Regions from separate parts of the Homo sapiens genome. Here region 2 is linked to region 1. Evidence: chromatin loops called from intact Hi-C (ENCODE). Cell type or tissue: CD4-positive, alpha-beta T cell. All regions are shown on one strand. Each heading gives the region's core, and the rest is flanking DNA. Links, peaks and the distances in the headings are about the cores only.

What was found. Hi-C counts contacts between places; a loop is a spot of excess contacts. Peaks named below come from ENCODE experiments on the same cell type or tissue, not always from the same donor. Only the 100,000 strongest peaks of a DNase experiment are listed, where the experiment ranks them.
Region 2: a loop joins it to region 1, with 4 times the contacts of the local background. A loop is called at or near these places in 87 of 110 quality-filtered maps.

Annotation. Positions count from the first base shown.
Region 1 is chr12:116,232,935-116,241,562 of GRCh38, reverse strand. It overlaps MED13L (mediator complex subunit 13L), which reads left to right. Exons shown (of 31, transcript NM_015335.5): 2 at 3,858-4,095. Among named protein-coding and RNA genes, the nearest start is that of MED13L, 40 kb to the left of the region's middle. RefSeq lists a cis regulatory region at 4,316 and an enhancer at 4,244-4,388. In CD4-positive, alpha-beta T cell, for the core only: a CTCF peak has its summit at 5,239; a DNase peak (open chromatin) is centred at 5,202; H3K27ac peaks cover 420 bases.
Region 2 is chr12:115,998,112-116,005,594 of GRCh38, reverse strand. It overlaps MED13L (mediator complex subunit 13L), which reads left to right. Exons shown (of 31, transcript NM_015335.5): 14 at 2,493-2,592. Among named protein-coding and RNA genes, the nearest start is that of LINC02463, 120 kb to the right of the region's middle. RefSeq lists enhancers at 6,578-7,077, 7,145-7,194, 7,078-7,483. In CD4-positive, alpha-beta T cell, for the core only: no CTCF peak of the experiment used is centred there; no DNase peak of the experiment used is centred there.

The DNA of each region.
Region 1 (8,628 bases), core at 2,832-6,831:
AACCATTCTCCTGAAACAATGCCAAATATTTTGTCTGCTCTACTGCCGGATATTACAGGTGAAAGTGTTGTAGTGAGTAAATTACCGTGCATAGATTTTCATGGGGACTGACTCATCTGATGTTTAAAGCTCTGATATTAATTTTCTAACACTTTAAATAAGGTTAATGTTATTAGATGTTATTAGTGATTCATATTTATTGTGTGTGTGTGTGTGTGTGTTTTTTTTTTGTTTTTTTGTTTTTTGTTTTTTTTTTAAAGAGACGGAGCCTCATTGTGTTGCCAGGCTGGAGTGCAGTGGCTCAATTTCGGCTCACTACAACCTCTGCCTCCCGGGTTCAAGCGATTCTCCTGCTTCAGCCTCCCAAGTAGCTGGGATTACAGGTGCACCACCACGCCCCGCTAATTTTTGTATTTTTAGTAGAGATGGGATTTCACCATGTTGGCCAGGATGGTCTCCATCTTTTGACCTTGTGATCCGCCCGCCTCTGCCTCCCAAAATGCTGGGATTACAGGCGTGAGCCACTGCGCCTGGCCTATTGGTGTGTTTTTATTACCTTCTTTCTCTTCCCTCATCCACAAGGCTCTTAGGCACAGAATACTTTCTTTAGCTTAGGTGATAAAAGAAGTTAGTCTTCTGCTTACCTTTTTGGATTTCAACTTCTTTTTATTTTTGTTTCCTTCTTTGATGTTTAAAGATTGATGTTAGGGTTTCTGATTAAAACATACACCTTGATGTCCGGGCGTGGTGGCTCGCGCCTGTAATCCCAGCACTTTGGGAGGCGGAGGTGGGCGGGTCACGAGGTCAGGAGATCGAGACCACAGTGAAACCCCCCCGTCTCTACTAAAAATACAAAAAATTAGCCGGGCGCGGTGGCGGGCGCCTGTAGTCAGTCCCAGCTACTCGGGAGGCTGAGGCAGGAGAATGGTGTGAACCCAGGAGGCGGAACTTGCTGTGAGCCGAGATCGCGCCACTGCACTGCAGCCTGGGTGACAGGGCGAGACTCCGTCTCCAAAAAAAAAAAAATAAAATAAATCTTCTGCTTACCTTTTTGGATTTCAACTTCTTTTTATTTTTGTTTCCTTCTTTGATGTTTATAGATTGATGTCAGGGTTTCTGATTAAAACATACACATTGCTTTTATTTGAAGAAACAAAGGAACTTGGCCAGGCGCAGTGGCTCATACCTGTATAATCCCAGCACTTTGGGAGGCCGAGGTGGGTGGACCGCTTGAGGTTAGGAGTTTGAGACCAGCCTGGCCAGCATGATGAAACCCCGTTTCTACTAAAAATACAAAAATTAGCCAGGTGTGGTGGTGCACGCATGTAGTCCCAGCTACTCAGGAGGCTGAGGCATGAGAATTGCCTGAACCTGGGAGGCCAGTGTTGCACTGCTGCACTCCAACCTGGGTGACAGAGCGAGGCTCCATCTCAGAAAAAAAAAAAGGAACTTGTAAGATAGAAAAATGGACAAAGGGTATGAACAGACAACTCAAAGTGAAAGAAATAGTACTACTACTAGTGGTATAATGAAAATATCATTTACAGTTTTTGCTATGTCCCAGACACTGTCTTTTATAAATGCTTCATATGTATACTGACTCATTTAACCAATGAGTTAGTGCAGAGCTGGGATTCAAACCCAGGAATGGTGGCCCCATCTGATCAAAGATGTGATACCGCATACTGATTTCCTCCTAGCAGAACAAGGACTATGTATTAATACAAGTACATACCGTTCTATTCAATTGGCCGATATTTTAAAAGATATGCAATTTGGGAGGTGGCTATTTGTATTGGGGAGACTATTAATTGAACAGTAACGTGGTAGCACTCATCATGAGTCTTGATATATTCTTTGGTAATTCAGTATCAAGCAATCTCTTTAAAGGAAATAATCAGGAAAATAACAGTGTTCAAGGATGTTAACCAATTATAGTAATTACAGTAGTGGAAATAAAATGGAAGATTGTCCAGTTGGTATGGGATGGCTAAATTATATTTTTTCCAATGAATAGAATATTATGCAAAGATTAAAAGTGTATTTTGAAGAATAATTAGTAATATATAAAAATAAGTGAAAAATATAAATCATGCAATATGGTTCCAACTTTAAAAAGTATATGTACAGAAAAAGAGGAAGGACATATACAGTAGGATGCTAGTGATTATTATAATGTGATTATGGTGTATTACTTCTGAACTTTTTATATTGGCCATGTAGTGCTTTTATATTTAGAGGAAACCAAGTAACATATAGGGAAACCCTAAATGATGCCAGTGCCAGCTTTTTACTAAACATATTCATTAAAAATTTAGATTTGCGTATCTCAGCGTAAAATATAAGTTACTGATTTTTAGATATTTTTAGTTTGTATATTATCTTTGTAACTTTTTTGAAGCAAAACCTTTTTTTTTGTTGTTTGTTTGTTTTTGTTTTTTGAAACAGAGTCTCACTCTGTCACCCTGGCTGGAGTGCTGTGGCATGTCACTCAGGCTGGAGTGCCGTGGCACGATCTCGGCTCACTGCAACCTCCGCCTTCCAAGTTCAAGCAATTCTTGTGCCTCAGCCTCCTGAGTAGCTGAGATTACAGGCACACGCCACCACGCCCGGCTAATTTTGGTATTTTTAGTGGAGACGGGGTTTCAGCATGTTGGTCAGGCTGGTCTCGAACTCCTGACCTCATGATCTGCCCGCCTAGGCCTCCCAAAGTGCTGGGATTACAGGCGTGAACCACCGTGCTCAGCCTGAAGCAAAACCTTTTTAATTTGGATTAAATGAAAGGTGATTTTTCTTTTTCTTAAATGTGGTCATTATAGTGATTGATTGCTTTAGCACTTTTAATATGTTTCAATTATGTTAGTAGAAGATATGGCTGTTTTCTACCTAGTGGTACATGTTATTTTTGCAAACAACTTGCTAACAAAAATAACTGACCTTGTGGGGAAGGAGATGCGTGAGTAAGGATTCAATGCAAGGGCCACCTGGGCTGTTTGGTACAGAATTAAATTATGAATCTGTTTTACTATTAGTTTTCAATATATAGCTGTAGTTTATAACTTTAAGAAATTTAGCTTTCGCTTGTGTTGAAACCTCTTTGAAGTTTAGCTCTTAACTTAAGATTTAAGACATCTTGAAATATAAACGTATGTAATGGATCAAAGATACAGTATTTGTTCTCTGCTGGTTGCAAGTTCTCATGTTTTACAATGTGTGTAAAAAATAAAATACCAAACTACATTAGGGAATTGTTATAGAAGCAAAGCTTTTCTGTTTGCTACATGTTAAAAAACATGAATAAATTGCTGATAACTTTGTATCAGTTTTCTTAATTGCTTCTACCTAAATAGACTTTTGGCATTCATGATGAAACACTCTCGTACTTCATGCTAACTGCTTCCCTAATTAAAAAAGGACTTAAACTGTGGCTTGTGGATGGGAAGAAATTATTTGAAAGAAATTATTTCATATATACAAACTTATTTTTAAAATCTTACTTGATTTCTAAATATAATTTGTGAGTTGAATATTGAATGATAACATAGAAAATAGTTTTCTGCATAGAGACTTTATAGTAAGTGTTTAGACAAATTAAATTATTCAACAGGAAATAATGATTATCAGCTTGTTTTATTTTAGTATTTAATGTAAAGAGCTATGTAGAAATCTTGATAGAAAGTTTCTCCCACCTTAAAATTCGAGAAGATTGACATACATTCTTCACTGGGAGGAATCTTATGATATGAAGTTTCGTGTAAATATTTATTTTAGCACAATTGCTTTTCTGTATGGAAGACTGTTTTTAGTGGTCTGTAAGTAAAATGAGAAAACGATTACAATTTTTTGTCTTTTTCCAGGCTGAACTCACGGGAATCAAATGGCGTAGGTACAATTTTGGAGGGCATGGGGACTGTGGACCCATAATTTCAGCCCCAGCCCAAGATGATCCAATTCTGTTAAGTTTCATCCGCTGTCTGCAAGCTAACCTGCTTTGTGTATGGCGTCGTGATGTCAAACCAGATTGCAAAGAGTTATGGATATTCTGGTGGGGAGATGAACCCAACCTAGTGGGTGTAATACATCATGAACTGCAGGGTAAGGTTTCTGTTTTTTTCTTAAAAATTATTTGCATCATATTTTTTTGAACATTGATAAATTTCAAACAGATTATTAAGACTTGTCTAAAAGAACGATCTTAAGTGTTTCATGGATGTCTCTCTCAAAAGGAACATTCTCACCCCTCTTCCTCCCATCCCTGTTTTTTTTTCCTAACTCTTGTCCTTTTCCAGTTATGCTGAGAATCAGAACCTTGTGAACCGCTGCTGTTAAATGAGAGTATTGTGTCTCCTGGGTGCGGTGGGGTGGAAACCAGGCTAAGATCCACTGTTTTTAAATGATAGTGAATTGTGAGTAACTAACAAGACAGTGAATTGAACAGTTACTGTTTTTTTCCTTGGACTGTGGTTGTTATGGTTCACTGCCAGCTGAACTCTTTGGTGGAAAATTGGAGAGTGATACAGAAATTTAGTTTTGAGCCTAATTGGACAAAATTGTGAGATTACATTGAATAGTATTTTGAGGAAAGATGAATATATGGGATCTGGTCTGAATTGGGTGTAGCAAATTTTCTTTTGCTTTTATTTCTGTTTTTCATGTAATTTGGTGATTCCAGGAAACATTGGCTCCGGTGTTGCCTGATTTTTAGCTTCAGATTGCATCTGATATCTGGAAACTGAATTAATGTAAGAGTTTCATTTTTCTGTGCTGCTTTATATATTTACCACAGTTTTATGAGCAGGAACTTTTATCAGTTGTCTTTGAATTTCTGGTAAAAATTTTTACCTTTTTATCTAAGTGTTTCTATTTAGTATGCAAAGGGATTTTCTCAAGCAAGACTAATTCTAATCTTTAGTTAGGGTATTAACTCTTTTTGACTTAGTCTCTTAGAACCATCTTTTATTATCTCCAAACTATATTGTGTTAATCTGTGTCTGAAAAATTTCAGATCGTGTTTGAAATGTTTTGTTACTTGATGTTTTTAATGTTTTTTTTTTTTAAAGGAAGGAGTAAAACTAACTGTAATGTATGTTCGAGGCTCTGTTCTAAAGCTTTTACATTTGCCTGAAGGATTTCCTGCCAACTTTTGCTTGACACCTTGCTAGTTTTTCTTGGCAGCCATTTTTTATCTGTGATATCTCCTGCCACAGCAGCCAGAGGGCGGTAAACCACAATGGACTAATTGAACTGTTTACTTTATGGTCCATTTGTCTGTTCAGCTCAAACCTTTATCCTGATATTTTTTAGGGTATTTGGTCTATAAATAAGAGAACCATTGTGGGTGACATTGCTTGCTTAGCTGGGTAATCAGCAAAGTCCCAGAACTTAACATTCATCTCAAAGCCTGTTCTATGTAGTTAGCAGTTAACTTAGGTAAAATTAGAGTTTCAGAACATCTGGATTCTGTTTATCAGAATTTTAAAAATAAGATGTCACCTAGAAGATAATTACAACATTTTTGTTTGTCCATTAAAATATGAAAACATATTTTTACTTTTTTTCCCTATGTAGTAGAGAGGTATAAAGCTTTTTAAAAAGTGTCTTTCTTATCTTTCATGATTGTTTCTGACTGTCATCTTCTGTTTCTCTGTATTAATCTCTTACGTTTTAGCTTTTTGGTCTGCTCTTTGTTAGTGTGGTACATATAATTTTGTAATGATGAGGAAACCAAACCCAACTGCTAATGAGGGTTATTTAGTTGATAATATAGAATAAATTTATTTATCTATGCCAACGGAGAAAATCGTCAGTGTTCTTAGAAATAGCTTATTAAATTATTGTGTTATTTTTCATGGGCTTTGTTACTGAGTTAACAAAAAGGAGTAGGGCATTTAAATTTTGGGATAGTTGCTTTAGATTGCATGTGTAAATTAATATCTTAAGTATTTTTTGGTAAAGAGTTAAGCAAAGATTGAATTATTTTTAGATATTTTTAAAATTACAGAAACACTACATTTAAGTTAGAAAATTAGGAAAACAGTCATCATATGGAGAGAACAAAGAAATAAAAATACTGAAGTCTGAAAGAGTTTTAGATGTTTTATGTGTAAATGAAATTGGTACCATACAGTTTTTCTAATTTTCTAATTAAATGTAGTATTGTGAATATTTTCTCTTGGGAATGATTACTTTTCTTTGGAGTTTGATAGTGGTATAAACTGTTTATATTTTGTATTCTATCAGGAAAGTATTACAGTAATGGAATAATTATAATTTCATTGAGTGCGTCTCCTCTTTTTAATATGAATTTTGAGCAAGTTTTTAGATTCATTTATATGAAGTGTCCATTTTTGTAGGTAAAAGTAGTTGAAAAAGGTAATGTATGGTTCAACCTAATAACAGAAAATATCTAGCCTTAATTAGAAAAATAAGTCATAAAGACAACTTTGTTTCAAATAAGGGGAAATACGATAGCAGTCATGAAAAACTGAAGGATACAAAGAGAATATTTTAATTGGTAGCCATACAAAGTGGAGATATTTTAGAATCTATTTCATTCTCTAATATATTTGAGTCATTTTATTTTGGGTAAAATAAATTATAGGCGGAGCATGGTGGCTCACGCTGGTTATCCCAACACTTTGGGAGGCTGAGGGGGCCCAAATGCTTGAGGCCAGGAATTTGAGACCAGCCTGACCAATATGGTGAAACCCTGTGTTTACAAAAAATAAAAAAAAAAAATTAGCCAGGTGTGGTGACGTGCACCTGTAATTCCAACTACTCGGGTGACTGGGGCTGGAGGATCACTTAAACCCAGGAGGCCAAGGTTGCAGTGAGCAGAGATAATGCCACTGCACTCCATCCTGGGCAACAAAGTGACACCTGTCTCAAAAAATAAAATAAATAAATAGTAGCAGAATCCTTTTAGCAGGCTTTAATGTTAAGCATGAGATTACCATTATTTGTAACATTTTTTAAATAGGGACATTTTACTGTTTCTTACATTGCTGCTTATTTATGTTATTTGGCATTTCCTGGCTGGTCACGGTGGCTCACGCCTGTAATCCCTGCACTTTGGGAGGCCTAGGCAGGAGGATCACCTGAGTTCAGGAGTTGGAGACCAGCCTGGCCAACATAGTGAAACCCCCTCTCTAGTAAAAATAAACAAAAATTAGCTGGGCATGGTGGTGGGTGCCTGTAATCCCAGCTACTGGAGAGGCTGAGACAGGACAGTCGCTGGAAACCGGGAGGCAGAGGTTACAGTGGGCTGAGATCACGCCACAGCACTCTGCTGGGCAACACAGCAAGACTCCATCTCAATAAATAAATAAATAAATAAATAAATAAATAGCAGAATCCTGTTAGCTGGCTTAAATTAAGCATGACATTACCATTATTTAACATTTTTTTTAATAGAGGCATTTTATTGTTTCTTAAATTGCTTTTTAGTTATTTGGCATTTCCCTTTGTCTTCATAGCGTACTCCAAATAGCGTCCTACCAAGAAACCTCACGGTGAGATGTAATACCAAAGCAACCATCTTGCATTTAAATGTATAAAGTATCCCATAAAATGAGAATAATCCTACAGGGTACACACACAAGTTAGTTTTATGATATTATACTTTTTGTTTAATTGCTTGACATATCTCTGAAATAGTCTGAGAGAAGGCTATAACACATTTATAATCTGTCCTTGTCACTTGGATAAACACTTGGGTTCCTGTCTGGGGAATTGTTAATGCGTGTGGTGTAGTGATTCAGAGCACGGGCTCTGGGTTGCTTGGGTTTGAATGCTTGCATAGTCACTAGCTGTGTATTCTTGATCTAATTATTTAACTTAAACTGTGCCTCAGTTTTCTCACTGTGAATTAGGTTATGAGGTTAAGAAAAATTAAAAGTACTTAGAGCAGCATATATAGCAGTTAATCTATAATTGTAACTATTGCTACTGCTACTGTGCAAAGACCTACAGGCTGCGAATGAATTGTGGCAAGAACAGGTTACCTGGGGCTTAGGGTAGGAGTGAAATAGTCTCCCCTCTAAAAGGCTGAGTAGGTGGGTCATAGTATGGAGTACACAGAACCAAGGATAAGACATTTAGACTTAATTTGATAGATTTTGAGGAATTAAACATTTCTGATCAGGAAAGCGATATAATTAGGAAGATTAACTTAGTAATAATACAGGATTAATGTGTACAGGGAAACCATAATATTGTGATTTTAAAATTCTAAATTGGAATATAAACTTAAATATTCTGTTCAGGATACAGATGTATTTAAATTAAAAATACTAATGATTATATACTATAATTCATATTAATAGTCTTTAACACTTTTATTATACCTTTGCTGTTTTGGCTTGACTAAATTCTACATTTTAATTTAAGTTTTAGAGATTAATACAGTGTGCTGAGTGGACTTCTCCTAATCTACCAAACAAATACTTCTTACTTTTTTTTTTTTTTTTTTTTCCTTTAGACAGAGTCTTGCTCTGTTGCCCAGGCTGGAGTGCAGTGATGCAATCTTGGCTCACTGCAACCTCTGCCTCCCGGGTTCAAATGATTCTCCTGCCTCAGCCTTCTGAGTAGCTGGGATTGCAGGTGTATGCCACCACACCTGGCCAATTT
Region 2 (7,483 bases), core at 1,532-5,531, 230 kb after region 1:
ACATATTAAAATCTCTCACATTTATTGTAATAAATTCTTCTAAATATCACAGGACTACTAGAAATGTATTACATTGTCCCTTAGGTTTGATTTTTAAAGTAATGCCCACATAACTTTTTATTCATCTAATAAGTCAGAGGTTAGGTATGCAAATATGATTTATACTTTTTAAGATCATGGCATCATTGTAGGGGAATAGAATTTATATACATAGAAGTTAAATACTACAAGGCAGCATACAATTAAAATGACAGAGAAGAATAATTATTATAATTCTTTGGAGATCAGCAGAACTAAGAGTCAGGAAATGTGTGTCCTCATCCTCCTAACCAACTCTGTACCTTTGGGCAAATACAAGTGCCTGTTTTTTCTGGGAGATCTAGAGATGAGTAAGATAGGCTCTGTTTTCAAAAAGGTCAGCTTATTAGTTTACTTTTCTTTCATTCATTCACTTATCTACCTCCCTATTCATCTGTTTTACATACATTTGTTAATTGTTTGAAGGTTAATTCCTTTGTGGTGGTACTAAGGCTAGTCATTGAGGTTAGAAATATGATTAAATTACCACCCTTATACTTGAGACACTCACAGACATAAGGAGAAATGGCACATAAAGTTATAATGTACTTATTGCTGTGAGTACAATAATAGACCTGAATCTAAAGTTGCTGGACATTCAGATACGACGTGACCAAGTGATGGGGAGCAGTGTTTAAGTTAAGGCTTGAAAGTTAAGTAGGAAACATTTCTAAAGCCCAAACTTTAAAATAAAATGTATCTAACAGATATTATATACCATTACTGTTATAAGTACTTAGAAGATGAGGAGATCATAATGGTCTGGAAGAATGGATTGTACTTGAAATATGGAAAGAAGGGGTCATTGAGAGGAAGGGGGAGGGACATTAGTTTAAGTGTGGAATGAGCCTTGATTAAACAACAAAAACGAACTAGATTAGCTTTCAGGGATAAGGAACAGACCATTGGTCTGTTTTTTTGGATGATTAGAGACTGATAGGTCTAGGAAAGTTTTGGATTTTAAACTGTACTAATATGTGTTCCTCTGAGGGCTGCTGAGTATAGAACTGAACTGGCAGAAGGGCTATTTTTTTTTCCAGTCTGATATGCCGAAAGCAGGAATCCTCTAATCTGGTAACTTTTGTTGGATTGGAACACTAGAATCTGAATTTATACAGTGGCCACATGAAGGAAAAGGACATGAAAATGTGAAAAACTCTGGTAGAAGAAATGACTCATTTCTTCATTGCTGATCCAGGCATTGAATTTGACTATCCACTGGAGGCCAAGTGCTGCCTGGGTTTGGTTTTAAAGATACAGAGGGTTAGGATAGGTGCTTTGGCAATGGTGATGGGAATCCAATATGAAAAGAAAAGGAGGTACAAGTCAAAGGAGGAGAAAGAAAGGAACAGAGCAAGCATTTTGGAGTGGCCTGCCTGATCTGTTCATGACCACCATCCTGGTAATTGTTTCTGCTCTGGGCCACTGAACTTATTCTTTGTATAAATTATGAATTACTATTAAGCTTAATGAAGAAATGTTTAACTGTTGGGAATATACTTTTAGTAATATTAACATGAAAAGGAGAATTGGACATTTTCAATCAAATTTTCATTTCTCTGAGTGTTTTTGCTTTACTCTGATTTTTAGTCTGGCATTTAATCACATGAGCGGTTTACCTTAGAATATATTGCTAATTCATCTTACTACTCGTAAATGGAGTTGGGAGGCTGTTGGCTGAGTTGTCATCTCATGTGTCTTTGAATTTAATTTTAATTTTACATTTCAATGTTGTGACATTGTATAAGTATAAATAAATAAAAGGCCTTCTATTTGTAAAAATCATTTTTTGCTTTATTTTATATTTTATTTTAATTCATCACCAGTTCATTTAATGTTAAAGATAATCTTGCCCAGTAATGCACTTGGTTTGTTTTTGAATAACAGATCAGAGAAAAACCTTCTGAATATTTCAATAATTTTACACAATAAGGTTATTTTTGGTGAAGATAAATAGTAACTATAAAAATAGGTACAGAAGATACATAGTTTGTTGTGATAAATGCAAAAAAAAAAAAAGAATTGGAGGGCTTGAGATTATGCCTTTTAGCTGCTTGCTTCCAAGTATAAGGGAAACCAGACCAATTGTCAGTTACTACTGGAGGCACCACCCTAATGTAACACTGTGTCCCTGAAAATTGACTTGGGAGGGAAGAATTGCTTAAGGTCTGCAAGCTCTCCTTTGATGGCGCAATCTGCCCTCACAAGATCCATGAAAAAAATTCACTGTTTCTTACACTTGATAAGCTTGTAACCATCTCCTTTGTTTCACTATCTGTTGGTATTTCTAGAGGTTCACCTGGTAAACGCTTCTACCAAGAGGCATCTACCAATAGGCATACATTAGGAAATATTTGAATGCTGCCCTACTTATATACACGTCACTCTGTTTTAATAACACCGTCTGTTCTTAGGCTGTATCACCTGCTCTGCGCTCATCAAAAATGCCTGCAGTTGGGACAGAAGACCGACCTCTTGGGAAGGATGGAAGAGCTGCTGTTCCTTATCCACCAAGTAGGTAGAGAAACTTGACTGAGCCATTGTGGCTCACTGCCTGTAACTTAGATATAATATTCTCATACTTAGTGGTGCTTTATCTTTATCTGAAATTTCCCTTCCTTTTGACAGAATTCTAACTGTGAATTAAAACCTATATAAATTGGTGTTCTGAGATGGCAGGCAGCTAATCATATACAGAAACCATCTTAATTTGAATTCCTTTCCTTTGTTTTCCAGTTAAGAATTAGCTTTTTATAGCTTAAAATGTAGAAAAACATGTTTTAGGTTTGTTTTTCTAATAGTCCTTTCCTAGTAGAATAAATGCTGCACAAGTGATTTTTCAAACTGATACTCTATTATAAGACTGTGTAAAATGTTTCTGTTTTTATAAATATAATTCACTCAAGGATATTGGATATTTGATTTCAGTGGTCCTTTTCAAGATGCATACTAAAGTTTTTGTGTTTCCTTTTGAGATCAACTAGTTTTACCATATATGCTGACAAAGAGATGAACCTCTTTTTTTTGAGTATATTCTTTGCCCTAAGAAACCAAATTATTCTACAAGAGGAAAAAAAAGGGTAGCTTATGTGGATACTCTGAAGCAGAAACATAATTCCATTGCAAATCATTCTTTAACACCTTCTCATTAACTTCAGCTGGTAATGAGAACAAATTGAGGGGAAAAACCACCATGTCATAGGGATGAGTCAAAAAGCTTTATGAACCTATAAATGTAGTGCTGATTTACTCAAATCTAGAAGTTGGGAAGTATACAGAGATTGGATTTTGACAGCTTTAGTGGATCCATAGCTTTTTAAAATATGCAAAGCTTTCTCAAGCATGACATGGGTGAAAATGAATAATGATAGCCAGCCCGTTGCTGTAGTTTTTTTAGTTAAACATTTTTCTTGTTTTATTACTCTGCACTGCAGAATTTCACAAACATGGAACTTCACAGATTAAAAGAAACAGTATTAAAATAGATATGTGCAGGTCAGATGAGTGAGTTTTTCCTCTTTTTTGAATCCATTGATCCTTTACCCTTTTTGACATGACGTGATGCGTAGTGATGTGAAATGTTAGAATGTCTGATAACTCAGCCAAGGCTTTTCACTCGCAGACATCCTGCTAGTTAGCAGCATTGCCAAGTGAAGTATATTGTGTGCTCTATCCTTTCTCTCATTTCTATCCAAAAAAGAATTATTTCAAAAAGAAGCTACTCAAAATTCAAAATTTTATGATAAAGTGCACGTTATAAAAACGAATCAATATGAAATGTAGCACAGAATATTAACACCAGGAAAACCCAGATATGCAAGAATACAGAGGATCATTTTAATGTGTACAAAGCATATATATAAATATGTGTTCGTGAGAGCATATGTATTTGTGGGATGGGGTGGGGGAGTGAGGGGAACACACAGTATTTCCTCCCAAGAAATGACAATGAAAATAGCCTGGCAAGATATTTTAATCTCAGCAATAGATTTTTGGGCATTGCAGTGGGAAGACAAATGTATTATAAAAGTTAATGTCTAGCCTGTAATCCCAGCACTTTGGGAGCCCAAGGTGAGCAGATTACTTGAGGTCAGGAGTTGGAGACCAACCTGGCCAACGTGGTGAAACCCCATCTCTACTTAAAATACAAAACTTGGCACCACATGGTGGTGTGCACCTCTAATCCCAGCTACTCGGGAGGCTGAGGCAGGAGAATCACTTGAACCCAGGAGGCGGAGGTTGCAGTGAGCCGAGATAGCACCACTGCACTCCAGCCTCGGCGACAGAGCAAGACTCCATCTCAAAAAACAGAAACAAAACAAAATTAATGTCTAAACAACACTGTCCAGTAGAAACACAAGGGAAGCCACAAATGAGAGCCACATGTGCAATTTCACATTTTCTAGTGGCTATTTAAAAAAAGAAATTAATTTTAATAATATACAGTATTTTATTTAAGTATCCAAAATATTATTTTTACATGTAATTAGTATAAAATTATTGCAGTATTTCACTTTTTTTATAAAAATGTAATATATAATGGTTGTACATATTTTACTTTTTTTTTTGGTATGAAGTTTTGGGAATACAGTGTATGTTTTACATATGCAACCCATCTCTATTTGGTCAAGCCCCATTTTGGGTGCTCAGTAGCCACGTGTGGCCAGTGGATATTGTGTTGGAAAGCATAGGTTCCTCATTATTCATTTGTGAATGTAATGCTGAAGACAGCAACAAACAGTGACAAATAGGTTTACTTTAATATCAAGTTTATGTTAAGGTAGTATTGTGTTATAGTAAAAACATGTTTTTATTAGGTTTTATTATTAACCACTTTCTTACAAATTTTCGCATTTGAAAGCACATCAGTTTAAAGTATGAGTCTTTGAATAGACAAAAGGAAAGAGTTGGATTTTGGGGTTGGTTCATTTGTTTATTTTCCAAGAGTCCTTACGGTTTGGAAGGGACTTGGGCATGTGCTCTGGGGTGAGGAGAACACTAAGAAATCAACAATGCTGCTTTGTTGGAGGTCTTCCATCCTGTGCATGAATACATAAAGTGCTGGGCAGGAGCAGGTGGGTGTCTTATGAGTTCCCGCTGAAGTGCAGAGATAGGCAGGATGGGAGTAAGCAGAGCGCTGTGGGCAGCACAGCTCACCTCCAGTCCGTCCTGGTGGCTGTTTCCACCCTTGCTTTAGCCGTTTTCTGGGAAGAAAATTGAAGAGACAAATCATGTTTCTATTTTGGAGGACCAAAGTGTTTCTTGGAGTCTGTGTGTTCTTTCTGCTTTACCCACTTTGAGTCCGATTCCCTTTGGTCATCTCAAAATTTCTTTAGGGTCATATATTTTCAGAAAGTCCCAAAACTTGACAGTGGTTCCATCTTTTTCCAATCCAGGTTTGGGAGGGAGAATTAATTTGTACTGAGTTCATCATTTGCTGAATGTTTAGATGTTTGCAGCAAAGTGTTCACTTCTGAGCATACATTATCTCAATATGCACAAAAAATATGAAGTAGATATTTTTCCCATTTTACGGATTAGGAAATTGAAGTGAGACAGACTGAGTCTTCCTTAAGAATATCTGATAGTAACAATGATAAAGACCACTTTATAAAGTGACTCTCTTGGAGGTAGAATTTCATCCCTGCTTTTTTGTGTGTTCTCTGTTTACCTTTGCTAAAATTAACAGGGTGGCTGAGGCTTTGAAAACTGAGATATATGCGTGCGTTCAGGAAGATCAAAGAAGTCAGCTAACACTAAGTGGGTGGAAATGCCTTTATTATGTTTCTTACAGGAAATGTAAAAACAAATTTAATAGAACTATTTTTTTTTTTTTGCAAAATCTTGTGTCATAGGATACTTATAAGAAAGGCTATGTTTAAGCTCATCCTTTTAACTTAAAGAGAATTTATACAATTTCTGTACTTCACAAAGAGCTACACTGGCTATTAAGATTTATGGCAATGTGACTTTGAAGATTTTATGAAGCAGAATTATGTTTTAAAATATAACTCAAATTATATTACAGTTTTGTAGTAGCTGTTCTTCGGCTTGAGAGGAGGAATAGGGACTAAAGGTTAAAGGTGATGGATTTATTTCAAGCGTAGATGAACTTTTTTTTTTTTTGAGACAGAGTCTTTCTCTTTCACCGAGGCTGGATTGCAGTGGCGAGATCTCGGCTCACTGCAATCTCTGCCACCTCAGTTGAAGAGATTCTTGTGCCTCAGCCTCCTGCCAGCATGCCTGGCTAATTTTTGTATTTATTTAATAGAGACAGGATTTCGCCATATTGCCCAGATTGGTCTCGAACTCCTGACCTCAAATGATCTGCCTGCCTTGGCCTCCTAAAGTACTGGGATTATAGGTGTGAGCTATCCCACCCGGCCTCCAGTGTAGACTAACTTTATATTAAAGATCTTGGCTTTGTTTTAAAGAAAACTTACTGATCTGGTTCCTGCTACATTTTAAGTCCTGTTTTTCCACCTCAGAGTGTATCGGTTATGTAGCCTCTCAAATAGTTTTCTGCCAGTTTCTTGTTTGGCTTGGCTCATGTTTCTACTTCTATAAATTTTTAAGGTGCCTTGAAGATCAACTTGGGATTTTTAGTTTTTTCTTCTTCTTTTTTTTAGAAGCAGCAGGTACTTTTTTGTATAATGAAATCAGATACAGATTCCTATTATAGAAAATAAGTAGCAGTGGAGCATCGCTAATGGAAATGAATGTTGGAATTAACAACCCTGCTGATTGGCCTCTCCCTCTCCTTATTTTACAAATAACTCCACAGGCCAAGAGAGGCTAAATGATTTAGGATTATACAGTTGTTTCACTTAGAAACACGGTAAAGATTATGTAATTCAGAAGTTCTCACCTTTTCTTCTGCCTCCATATGCTGAGGTGTTTGAAAGCTTTCCTCTCCCCTCACAAACAAAGCAAAGCAAGTAGGCCCATTGAGAGTCATCCATCTAGCCCTGCCTTCCCTGTTAGATGAAGGAACCAAGGCCCCAAGGGGGGAAGTGACCTGACCACAGCAGATCTAAGTCCCCAGCACCTGGACTGGGTAGCCGTGAGCACAGCACGGTACAGTTGCCCAGTGTTAATTTCTGATTCGGAGCTAGGAGTCAGATCTTAGTGATTCAGTGGTTATTATTGGTCTGTTTAAATCTTGAAGTTGTTGGAAAGAGCAATAGGATAGGAAACTGGGACATTAAATCACTGATTTAAAAACCTGTGGCTCCAAACTTAAAAAATTTGCTGCATAGGCCACCCCCTAGTGGCCAAATTTTACAACTACAACTTTTCAATAGGTCTACTTTTTAAGAATCAGTGCCTTAATGAACTACTGTAGTGATAATTTTTTACTACAGGTGTATTAAAGGAAACTTTTTTTTTAAAGAAGGAGTTCAGA